Linked DNA regions of Homo sapiens: region 2 is linked to region 1. Evidence: chromatin contacts called from ENCODE Hi-C or POLR2A ChIA-PET data. All regions are on one chromosome and are shown on one strand. Each heading gives the region's core, a stretch centred on a gene start or an enhancer-like site at or near the end of the contact. The rest is flanking DNA. Distances are from core to core; before and after follow the strand shown. Region 1 holds the start of RAVER1 (ribonucleoprotein, PTB binding 1). Region 2 overlaps LOC124904638 (a long non-coding RNA gene).

Region 1 (5,732 bases), core at 3,233-5,732:
GCGGCTCTGGTGGAAAGCATTGATTGCGGCCTCGGCCTGCTCCCCATTCAGCAGGGTCACGAAGGCTGCGGTGGGAGGAGGGCAGTGCGAGGTCAGCCGGGCCCTGAGGGCCTGCCCCTCCACCCCGCCACCCTGCAAACCAGGTGGGACCTCCAAATGCTGGGCATCTCAGGTGCCTGCTGATCTGAGCAGTTGCCAGCCTTGGCGACTCACACAGGCGAGAGCGCCTGCCATTGACTCTAGGCTCCACGAAGCCCACTCCCTCTCCCAGCCCTGCGTCCACCTGCACCCACAGCAGCGCTCACCAACTGTGGGCCTGGCTCTGTCCTAAGAACGCTGTGGGTCACTCGGGTGATACCAAGGGCAGTGGTTAAGCCCATGCTCACTGGGGCCCAGATTTAAGCCCCAAGCCCCAGGTGGCTTTGGGGGTATCAGTTTCCTCATCTCTCAAATGGATATAACTTAATCATCACAATCACCATTTTGCCAGAGAGGAAACGGGCCCAGAGCAGCACCCCTGTGCCCCGAGTAGGGGAGCCTGGACTTGAACCCAGGCAGCCGGACTCCAGAGGCCCACTCTACACACTGCCCACCCCTGCCACCTTTCCAGGCCACCAGTGCCCCTGAACCCTGCTGCCACGTGCTGCCCCAGATTTGCGATCCACCCAGCGGCCGCAGGAAGCTTTGTTCAAAACGATCACGCCACATCCATCTTGTGGCTTCTAGCTGCAGGGTGCAGTGCAGCCTGTGCGGGCTCGCTGACCTCCCCTCCCATCTCACCGCTGCCACCCGGACCACGCCAGGCACACTCCAGAGGGGCCTTTGCAGCTGCTGTTTCTTGAGCATGGAACACTGAGCCCCACCTCCTCACCTGGTTAACCTGGACCCACCCAGGTAGAAACCCTGTCTCTACTAAAAATACAAAAATTAGCCGGGCATGGTGGCACATGCCTGTAATCCCAGCTACTCGGGAGGCTGAAGCAGGGGAATGGGCTGAACCCAGGAGGCGGAGGTTGCAGCGAGCCGAGCTCGCGCCACTGCACTCCAGCCTGGCGACAGAGCAAGACTCCATCTCAAAAAAAAAAAAAAAAAGACCACACAAGCAGGGGTGACTGGCTGAGTGAGGCAAGAGGGGTAAGAAGAGAATGAACCCACGGCCAAACGTTGTCAAGAATTAGCTCAATGCCAAGCGAGTGGAGTAGGAAGAGAATCAGCCCGATGCCCAGTGTTCTCCAAGGAGAACATGAAGGCTGTCCCAAGATGACAGGATGACAGGCAGATTGGGGCAACCTGCCATGTTGGCCTGGGGGGCAATACTGGGCCTGAAGCTCAGAGCAGCAGACAGTGAGCCAGGCCCTCCCATCTTCAGGGATGGTCACTCCCTGCCCTGGCCCGCCCCATGGCCCCACAAACCTGTCCCTTTGTATTTGTCCACAAAACAGTATTTGAGCTCATAGTCACTGAGCAGGTCATGTACTTCCTGTGGAGATACAAGACAAAAGACAGGGAGTTACTGGAGATGGAAGGGGGCAACCCAGTGCCGCTTCATAGCTGCCACCAGCTATGAAGGCAGGTCAATTACCACCCCCCATTTTACCAATGAGGAAACTGAGGCTCGATGCAGTAATTTTGTCAAGGTCATTCTGCTCATACCTGGCAGAGATGGGATTCAGAACCTAGCTGCAGACTGTGCTATTACCCAGGCAACATGCTCTTAGAGGGTATACCTTTAGCTGGCTGGGCGGGGTGGCTCACGCTTATAATCCCAGCATTTTGGGAGGCCGAGGCGGGTGAATCACCTGAGGTCAGGAGTTCGAGACCAGCCTGGCCAACATGGTGAAACCTTGTCTCTACTAAAAATACAAAAATTAGCCAGGAGTGGTGGCGCACACCTGTAATCCTAGCTACTCGGGAGGCTGAGGTAGGAGAACTGCTTGCACCCAGGAGGCAGAGGTTGCAGTGTGCCACTGCACTCCAGCCTGGGTGACAAAGGGAGACACTGTCAACAACAATAACAACAAGGCCGGGCGCGGTGGCTCACGCCTGTAATCCCAGCACTTTGGGAGGCCGAGGCGGGTGGATCACGAGGTCAGGAGATCGAGACCATCCTGGCTAACAAGGTGAAACCCCGTCTCTACTAAAAATACAAAAAAATTAGCCGGGCGCGGTGGCAGGCGCCTGTATTCCCAGCTACTCGGGAGGCTGAGGCAGGAGAATGGCGTGAACCCGGGAAGCAGAGCTTGCAGTGAGCCGAGATTGCGCCACTGCAGTCCGCAGTCCAGCCTGGGCGACAGAGCGAGACTCCGTCTCAAAAAAAAAAAAAAAAAAAAAAAAAAATAACAACAACAAAAAAAAAAAAAAAAAAAGAGGCCGGGCTCACGCCTGTAATTCCAGCACTTTGGAGGCTGAGGCAGGCGGGTCACAAGATCAAGAGATCGAGACCATCCTGGCCAGGAAGGTGAAACCCCATCTCTACTAAAAATACAAAAATCAGCTGGCTGTGGTGGCGTGCACCTGTAGTCCTAGCTACTCGGGAGACTGAGGCAAGACAATTGCTTGAACCCGAGGGGTGAAGGTTGCAGTGAGCAGACATCAAGCCACTGCACTCTAGCCTGGCGACAGAGTGAGACTCCGTCTCAAAAAAAAAAAAAAAAAAAAAAAGAGTATGCCTTTAGGGAAGCCATTTAACCTGCATGAACCTCCTTTTGCAAGATTCACTGTTTCCAACAACTCTGTAAGTGAAGTATTAACAAACTCATGTTGTATATGAGAAAACTTAGGCTAGGAGAAGTGAAGAGATCTGCTGGAGGCCATGCAGTTGGGCAGCGCAGCCACCCATGGGTACCTGACTGGGGAGCCCACCTTCTAGTAAGCCCCACGTTGTGTGGGTTCACATGCCTCCCAATTTCCTCCTGCTGATAAAGCTGCCCTCTTCCAAGCCAGCTCATTTATTTTTCTTTTTTTTAGAGATAGTGTCTTGTTCTGTCACCTAGGCTAGAGTGTAGTAGCACAATCATAGCTCACTGCAGCCTCAACCTCCTAGGCTCAAGTGATCCTCCCACCTCAGCCTCCTGCGTAGCTGGGACTACAGGCACGCACCACCATGCCTGGCTAATTTTTAAAAATTTTTTGTAGAGATGAGGGTTTCACTATACCGCCCAGGCTAGTCTCGAACCCTTGGGCTCAATACAGCCTCTTGCCTCAGCCTCTCAAAGTGCTGGGATTAAAGGGATGAGCCACCATGCCCAGCCTCTCAAGCCAGCTTTGAAGGCAAAGTGCTGGCGCCTGCTGGGACCAGACACACTGTGCATCTTGCAGGAGAGACAATGTGTTCCCAGCTGAGAGACTGCAGACACTGAGAGGAAGACCCAGAAAGAAACCTGACCATCCTTAATGATCCCTGTCCCGATCTGTCCCCAAATTCAGCCCCTCCCAACATCCCTGGGGTTCCACTAGCCACGTGCCCACCCGGTGTGCTGGTGGGCCGGAGAGCAGGGAATCTCAGCAGCAGGAAGCGAGAACCTATTTCACCGCCATAGGGCAGGGCAGTATAGATGCCATTTCCCTGGGTCCAAAGAGCATTGGGAAGCGCTGCCCCATGCTGGCCCCATGAGAAGGGCACTCCTAGCAGGAAGATTAGCCACGAGGGGCTCCATAGAACACAGGCCTCGCTTCCTTCCTGTAGGTCTGTAGGCTGGTGGCAGAAGACCCCATTTTCCCAAATTAATCCTGAGGTTTTGGGGGCTGAGACCCAGGGGCTGCTGTTAACTTCCGGATTTATCTCTGAGAGCAGTGAATAAACGCGTGATATGGAGGGGCGTACTCTCCGCAGTCCTGAAACTTCTGGATGTGAGGTCCCGCCACCCTGTGGTAGAGTGGGTGGAGAAAAGCATCATCCAAGCAGGGGGCAACTGGTGGTCCAATGTACCAGCCCATTCACAATTCCCCAACAGGACCAAAGCTGTCCGCCCCCTTCCATTCCCCGCCCGCTTCCATCACTTGGTGTCGCCCAAGCCTGTGGTCGCCCCTAGCAACGCCCTCCCTCACTTCGCAGTCGGTTTCCCCTTTCATCATCGCCCCCCCACGTCCCGCTCTTGGTCTCTCCCGATCCCGCGTGGATCCGGTGCTTGGGCGCCCCCGCCAACGACCCCCGCGCACCTCAGCGTTGGTGTCGCCCGGTTCCCCCCGCGCACGCGCACCGTGGTATTTCCCGCCACGCTCCTACACCGCCCCCCCCAATACCTGGTTGGTCACGTCCCCCGGGAGGCCCCGGATCAGTATCTTGCGGCGGTTACGGAACTGGCGCTCGGTGTGTTCCAGGCGTTTCCGGATCTCTTCTGGATCTAGAGGCGGCAGCTCTTCTTCCGGCGCCCGGCGCTCCGCGGCATCGCCGGCTTCGACTTCGGCCCCAGACTTAGGGCTCAGCGGGGGCCGGTGAGTAACGGACACGTCCGCCGCCATCTTGGGAAACCCGGCGCCTTCTGGGACCAGCGAGCCGGGGCGGAGCGGCATAGAGCGGCAACGAGGGCGCGCCCGTCGATTGGCTGGGAGAAACCCCACCTCCTTCCCGCCCCCCTTGCCCCGTTGGCTAAGCCCCAGCCCACCTCTCAAGAGTTCAAGCTGCGTCTGCGCGCCACAGGCCCCGCCCCCTTCCGTCGCAGCGACGCTACTCAGTGGATGTGCACCTGGGTGGGAGAGACTTGCAGCGCGGGTGGAATCAAACCACAGATTAGGGAGTTTGAAGGCTTTATTGGTGCGGAATCTGAGGGCACAGCCAAGCCCCCGCCAACTTTGATCCCGGATCCCAGCGTCACTCAGCTCTGGACGGTTCTTCCCCCATTGCTTCTGTCGGCTGCATAGACGTGAGGGGCAGATAGGTGCTCTCCTCCCTAACATGGTAACTGCCGCTCCGTTGGTGCTCCCTGAAGACGTACATTAAGGCCAGTACGATAGTCACCACGCCCAGGGTCAGTAACACCGCCACGAAGACGGGGACAAAGTGGGAGCTCCCAGCTGTGCAGAGAAAGCGCTAAGTCAATATGCGTCCCTTCTGTCTCCAACCCCCCCGCCCCCCGGCTTACCGGTCCAGACCCGCAGCCCCGTGTTAGCTCACCCTCAATGTCCATCACCACGACCAGGGTGTATTTGCCTCGTGAGCTGGACGCTTGGCACTGATAAGTACCATTATGTGTTACGTTGACGAAGAACGGGATCCCCACCGGCACCTCCCGGCTGGAGCCTTCCTTCAAACACCGCAGCTCGGGGTACGGGTTGCCCCTGGCTTGGCACTGCAGGACGTGTCTCGTTTTATCTTTCCATTTCAAGTGCTGGGGGCATGTGGCTCGGTCAATTTTGGGACCATCTGTGGAACCACCATGTGTGATCAGACACCCAACACACCCGAGGCACAGTGGTGCAGAGGAGCGTCTAATCTTTCCAGGGCAGGGGTGGAGGGATTAAAGGTCAGGGTGACCGACTCACACAGGACTCGCAGCTGGACGCTACTGTTCCTGTGCAAGAACTCGCCGTCCACCTCGAGAGTGGCACTGCAGAAGAAGCTGCGTCCGTCGTCACTCTCGGTAGCATTTAGCTGAAGTTGAGCTGGCTGCCCCGGGGCCGCGGCCGGAACTCCGTCCAGCGTGACCTGGACTCGAGCCCCAGCCATGCAACTCACGGTCACTGTGGACCCCTCATGGGCGGTGGGCTCGCTGAGGTTCACAATGGGTCCTAGG
Region 2 (5,732 bases), core at 1,528-4,027, 1.2 Mb after region 1:
CGGCCTGTTTTTGTTTTTTTTTTTTTTGAGACAGTTTTATTCTGGTTGCCCAGGCTGGAGTGCAGTGGCGCAATCTTGGCTCACGCAACCTCCGCCTCCCGGGTACAAGCGATTCTCCTGCCTCAGCCTCCCTAGTAGCTGTGATTACAGGCACGCACCACCACGCCCGGCTAATTTTGTATTTTTAGTAGAGACGGGGTTTCTCCATGTTGGCCAGGCTGGTCTCCAATGCCCGATCTCAGGTGATCTGCCCACCTCAGCCTCCCAAAGTTCTGCGATTACAGGCGTGAGTCACCATGCCTGGCCAGTCTCCTGTTTTTTTAAAAACTTATTATTTAGCCGGTGTGGTGTCTCACACCTGTAATCCTGGCACTTTGGGAGGCCGAGGTGAGCGGATCACTTGAGGTCAGGTGTTCCAGACCAGCCTGGGCAACATGGCAAAACCTTGTCTCTACTAAAAAGACAAAAATTAGCTGGAGGTGCTCTCTTGAACCCAGGAGGCAGAGGTTGCAGTGAACTGAGATCATGCCACTGCACTCCAACCCAGGAGGAGGAGGTTGCACTGAGCCAATATCATGCCACTACATTCCAGCCTGGGCGACAGAGCAAGACTCTGTCCCCCCCAAAAAAAAAACAGAAAAAAAAAAAAAGAAAGAAATCTGAAGCAATTATGACCAAATGTTAACATCTGTTTCTTCACGTGGTGGGTACAGGCGTGTTTTGGAAGCTTCTATGCTTCCTGTATTTTGAGATCACACAAAATTATGTTTATTATCTTATTGTGCTACATGATCTTTGTAGAAAAGTTGGTAAATTCTGGAATGCACGAAGAAAAAGATTATAATAGCCAGTAATACCCCTGCCCAGAGAGACAGTATCCATTAATTTTTCTCTGCCTATGTTTGTCTTCGGAAAAATGGGATACTATTGGCACTATTTTATAACTTTTTAATTTGTATTAACACTTTCTATATTTTTTAAATTGAAAAAGCTGGCCAAGCATGGTGGCTCAGGCCTGTAAACCCAGCCAATGTGGGAGGATCGCTTGAGCCCGGGAGTTCAGGAACAGCCTGGGCATCGTGGCGAGACCACATTGCTACAAAAAAAAAAAAAAAAAAAAAAAAAATTAGCCAGGCATGGTGGTGCACACCTGTGGTTCCATCTACTCAGGAAGCTGAGGTGGAGGATCGCTTGAGCCTGGGAGTTTGAGGCTGCAATAAGCTACGAATGCACCACTGACCTTCAGCCTGGGCAACACAGCTAGACTCTTGTCTCAGAGAGAGAGAGAGAGAGAGAGAGAGAGCACAATGAAAAAAATAAACCTGATCTTGCACAGAGCATGTAATAAAACCTGTGCGTTCTTGGCTATCTCTCTCTGGTCTCCTCCAGGGTGCTGAATAAGCTCTTCTCTCTCCATTCACCCAGGAGAACTCTCTTCTGCTGATTTTCTGTGGAGCTAGATCAGGCTGTGACTCAGAATCTCCCTCCACCTCCACCCTTTCCTATTTTCCCAACACCAGTGTCAATCTCAGATGTCAACAACCCCACGAGTGAGTTCCTCCTGTTGCCAATACATCCAGGTCCTGTTCTCCGCTGCTGTCTCTACCCAATCCCTTCCCTTCCTTCCTCCTGCCAATCCTGCTTTCCCTGTTTCTTGCTCCTCTGACCTCCTCCGCATTGCTTGACTGTCTCAGATACACTCTGGCCTCAGGGTCTTGGCACTTTCTGTTCTCCCTGCCTGGAAGGGTCTTCCTTAGTCAGATACTGAGGTCACCCATTGTGTTCAAGTTCCTTTAATTTATCTGAAATGAGTCTGGGCGTGGTGGCTCACGCCTGTAATCCCAGCACTTTGGGAAGCCAAGCCGGGTGGATCACTTGAGGCCAGGAGTTCGAGACCAGCCTGGCCAACATGGTGAAACCCCATCTCTACTAAAAATACAGAAATTAGCTGGGCGTGGTGGCACAAACCTGTGGTCCCAGCTACTCAGGAGGTCGAGGCAGGAGAATTGCTTGAACCTGGGAGGCGGAGGTTGCAGTGAGCCAAGATCGTGCCACTGTACTCTAGCCTGGGTGACAGAGTGAGACTCTGTCTCAAAAAAAAAAAAAAAAAAAGAAAAAGATAATTTATCTGAAATTATCTGAAATGCACCACCCTGCCCCCATCATTGACTCTCCTGTTGCTGTAGTTTTCTCTGCAGCACTTACCAGTGCTTGAGAAAACCACCCACTCATTTATCTTGCTTTCAGTTTCTCTTGCTTTCAGTCTGTCTTCAGTTAATGAAAGCTTTTTTTTTCTTTCTTTTTTCTTTTTCTAAAACAGAGTCACCCAGGCTGGAGACCAGTGATGCGATCACGGCTCACTGCAGACTCGACCTTCTGGGCTCAGGGGATCCTCCCACACCCCTTGGCCTCCTGGGGATTGAGACTACAGGCACACACCACCACACCCAGCTAATTTTTGTATTTTTTGTAGAGAGAGGGATTTGTCACCTTGTCCAGGCTGCTCTTGAACTCCTGAGTTCAAGCAATCCTCCCAACTCAGCCCCTCAAAGTGCTGGGATTACAGGTGTGAACCACTGCCCCTGGCCTGTTTATTTAAAAAATTAACATTCATTCTCAGTTTATTGGCTAAGTTTAGAAGTAGTATCAGAATGTTTAAGAGAACTTACTGTTCTCCTTTTATTTGTATGTTTGCATTGTAGATTTTTAATAACTGATAAGGACTTCTCAAGGTGTTTGCTTGGTGGAGACATTTAAAAAGATTAAAGAATAGGCCAGGTGCAGTGGCTCATGCCTGTAATCCCAGCACTTTGGGAGGCCGAGGCGGGTGGATCAAGAGGTCAGGAGATCGAGACCATCCTGGCTAACATGGTGAAACCCCATCTCTACTATAAATACAAAAAATTACCTGGGTGTGGTGGCACGTGCCTGTAGTCCCAGCTACTCAGGAGGCTGAGGCAGGAGAATCGCTTGAACCCGGGAGGCAGAGGTTGCAGTGAGCTGAGATCGCACCATTGCACTCTAGCCTGGGTGGTAGAGCAAGACTCTGTCTCAAAAAATAATAATAATAAATTAAAAGATTAAAGAATAAGCTGGCACAGTGGCTCACACCTGTCATCCCAACACTTTTTGTAGAGACCTCATCTCTTAAAAATAAAATTAGCTGGGCGTGGTTGTGTGCACCTGTAGCCCAGCTACTCAGGAGGCTGAGGTGGGAGCATTGCTCAGGAGGTCGAGGCTGCAGTGAGCCATGATTGCACCACTGCACTCCAGTCTGGGTGACAGAGCTGATACACTGTCTCTAAAAAATAATAATAATTGACCGGGCGCAGTGGCTCACGCCTGTAATCCCATCACTTTGGGAGGCCGAGGCGGGCGGATCACGAGGTCAGGAGATCGAGAGCAACATGGCTAACACGGTGAAACCCCGTCTCTACTAAAAATACAAAAAAATTAGCTGGGCGTGGTGGTGGGCGCCTGTAGTCCCAGCTACTCGGGAGGCTGAGGCAGGAGAATGGCATGAACCTGGGAGGTGGAGCTTGCAGTGAGCCAAGATCGCGCCACTGCACTCCATCCGGCTTGGGTGACAGAGCGAGACTCCATCTCAAAAAAAAAATTAATAATAATAATTATTATTATAGTAGTAAAAGAGTATAGAATAAAATGCATCACACTTATAAAATGTAAAATGTTAATTTCAATCCACTAAACTTATAAACGGACCCAAATATGCATCCAATGACCTCTTAAAGTGATATTTCTTTTTCTTTTTGTTGAGATGGAGTCTCACTCACTCTGTCACCCAAGCTGGAGCGCAGTGGTGTGATCTTCAGCTCGTCCCAACCTCCGTCTCCCAGGTTCAAGCGATTCTCCTGACCTCAAGTGATCCGTCTGCCTTGGCATCCCAAAGTGCTGGGATTACAGGCCTGAGGCCAGGCCCTGAATTAATTTTTTGATGTTTCACTTTGCCAGGTGTATAAGTAACATGTTAGTTGTGATTGTAACTAAATAAAGGCTTAAGGGAAACCGTGTTTCTAAATTTCTAAATTGACTACACATTTACAAAGGAACCCACAAAGATGGATTTTTGGGCCGGGCGCAGTGGCTCACGCCTGTAATCCCAGCACTTTGGGAGGCTGAGGCAGACAGATTGCCTGAGTTCAGGAGTTCAAGATCAGCCTAGGCAACAAGGTGAAACCCTTTCTCTACTAAAATACAAAAAAATTAGCTGGGCATGGCAGCGAGCACCTGTAATCCCAGCTACTTGGGAGGCTGAGGCCGGAGAATTGCTTGAACCAGGGAGGCAGAGGTTGCAGTGAGTCGAGATCACACCACCGCACTCCAGCCTGGGCAACACAGTGAGACTCGATCTTAAAAAAAAAAAAAAAAGATGGACTTTTTCGGGGCCCCAAGGCTTCAAAATTCAAAATGCTGTCATGAGTTAGTTTGATTTGAGGAACCAAAAATTGGCTTTTGTGGCTGGAGCAGAGTGAGCAAGGGGGAAGTGAATCCGGAAGGTTGAGTCTGCAAGGTCAAGGGCAAGGAACAGAGAAGGGTGTGGGTGGGGCAGGTTGCGTGTGCTCTTGGGGGCTGCAGGGAAGGGGGCTTTTATCTGGGTAAGGTGGGAGCCACAGAGGGTTCTGATCAGAGGGACAGATCTGACTTAGATTTTGCATGATGTCCCCCAGCTGTGGGCTGCGGGGCATGGGCTGCTGAATAGGTGGTTTAGGTGGGCAAAGATGGGTCATGGTGCCCCCTACCCTTTAAAAATTAAAAGACAGGGCCAGGAGCAGTGGCTCACGCCTGTAATCCCAGCACTTTGGGAGGCTGAGGTGGGCGGATCACCTGAGGTCAGGTGTTTGAGACCAGCCTGACCAACAAGGTGAAACCCCATCTCTACTAAAAATACAAAAAAAATTAGCTGGGCGTGGTGGCAGCCACCTGTAATCCCAGCTACTCGGGAGGCTGAGGCAGGAGAATCGCTTGAACCCGGGAAGCAGAGGTTGCAGTGAGCCAAGATCGTGCCACTGCACTCCAGCCTGGGCGACAAGAGCAAGACTGTCTCAAATAATAATAATAGGCCGGGTGTGGTGGCTCACACCTGTAATCCCAGCACTTTGGGAGGTTGAGGTGGGTGGATCACTGGAGCCCAGGAGTTTGAGACAAGCCTGGGTGACACAGTGAGACCCCATCTAAATTATTATTATTATTATTATTTGAGACAGAGTCTTGCTCCATCACCCAGGCTGGAGTGCAGTGGCGCGATCTTGGCTCACTGCAAGCTCCGCCTCCCGGGTTCACGCCATTCTCCTGCCTCAGCCTCCCAAGTAGCTGGGACTACAGGTGCCCGCCACCACGCCCAGCTAATTTTTTGTATTTTTTAGTAGAGACGGGGTTTCACCATGTTAGTAAGGATGGTCTGGATCTCCTGACCTTGTGATCCGCCTGCCTTGGCCTCCCAAGGTGCTGGGATTACAGGCGTGAGCCACCATGCCCAGCCTGAATTTTTTTTCTTAAAGATTAAAAAGGCAGAGCCTCTCTGCTCCTCCCATTTGACAGACAGCCACATCTTTTCATGCAGTGAAAAAGGCATGTCCCCGAGACACCGTGGTGAAAGTGAAGACAGGAGTAAATGGATTTGGCCATATTGGGTGCCTGGTCACCAGGGCACCAGAGCTGCTTTTAACTCTGGCAGAATGGATGTTGTCACCTCAATGACCCCTTCATTGACC

Evidence for each region. Hi-C counts contacts between places; a loop is a spot of excess contacts on that map. ChIA-PET counts read pairs that join two places held with the same protein, here RNA polymerase II (POLR2A). Pooled maps may share reads with other maps.
Region 2: a pooled map shows a loop between it and region 1 (6-fold over the local background). The contact joins the enhancer-like site here to the promoter of RAVER1 in region 1. A Hi-C loop is called at or near these places in 1 of 50 pooled maps. POLR2A ChIA-PET finds 5 or more read pairs at or near these places in 2 of 52 experiments (B cell and GM12878).

What each region holds. Positions count from the first base shown.
Region 1 is chr19:10,329,047-10,334,778 of GRCh38, forward strand. RAVER1 (ribonucleoprotein, PTB binding 1) reads right to left here and starts at 4,483. Exons shown (of 13, transcript NM_133452.3): 1 at 4,243-4,483; 2 at 1,414-1,480; 3 at 1-65. The coding sequence starts at 4,461. It overlaps ICAM3 (intercellular adhesion molecule 3), which reads right to left. Exons shown (of 7, transcript NM_002162.5): 5 at 5,482-5,732; 6 at 5,114-5,362; 7 at 4,730-5,013. The coding sequence ends at 4,811. RefSeq lists enhancers at 2,960-3,876, 3,877-4,793, 4,284-4,503, 4,744-4,883, 5,508-5,732 and a silencer at 3,888-4,111.
Region 2 is chr19:11,579,639-11,585,370 of GRCh38, forward strand. LOC124904638 (a long non-coding RNA gene) reads left to right here. Exons shown (of 2, transcript XR_007067140.1): 2 at 3,779-4,026. It also overlaps the pseudogene GAPDHP76. Among named protein-coding and RNA genes, the nearest start is that of ACP5, 4.9 kb to the left of the region's middle. RefSeq lists enhancers at 2,146-2,345, 4,247-4,386, 4,397-4,456 and a silencer at 2,481-2,646. Within about 2 kb of position 2,778, at least 3 of the 41 ENCODE cell types and tissues checked have a DNase peak (open chromatin) inside an H3K27ac peak, as active enhancers do.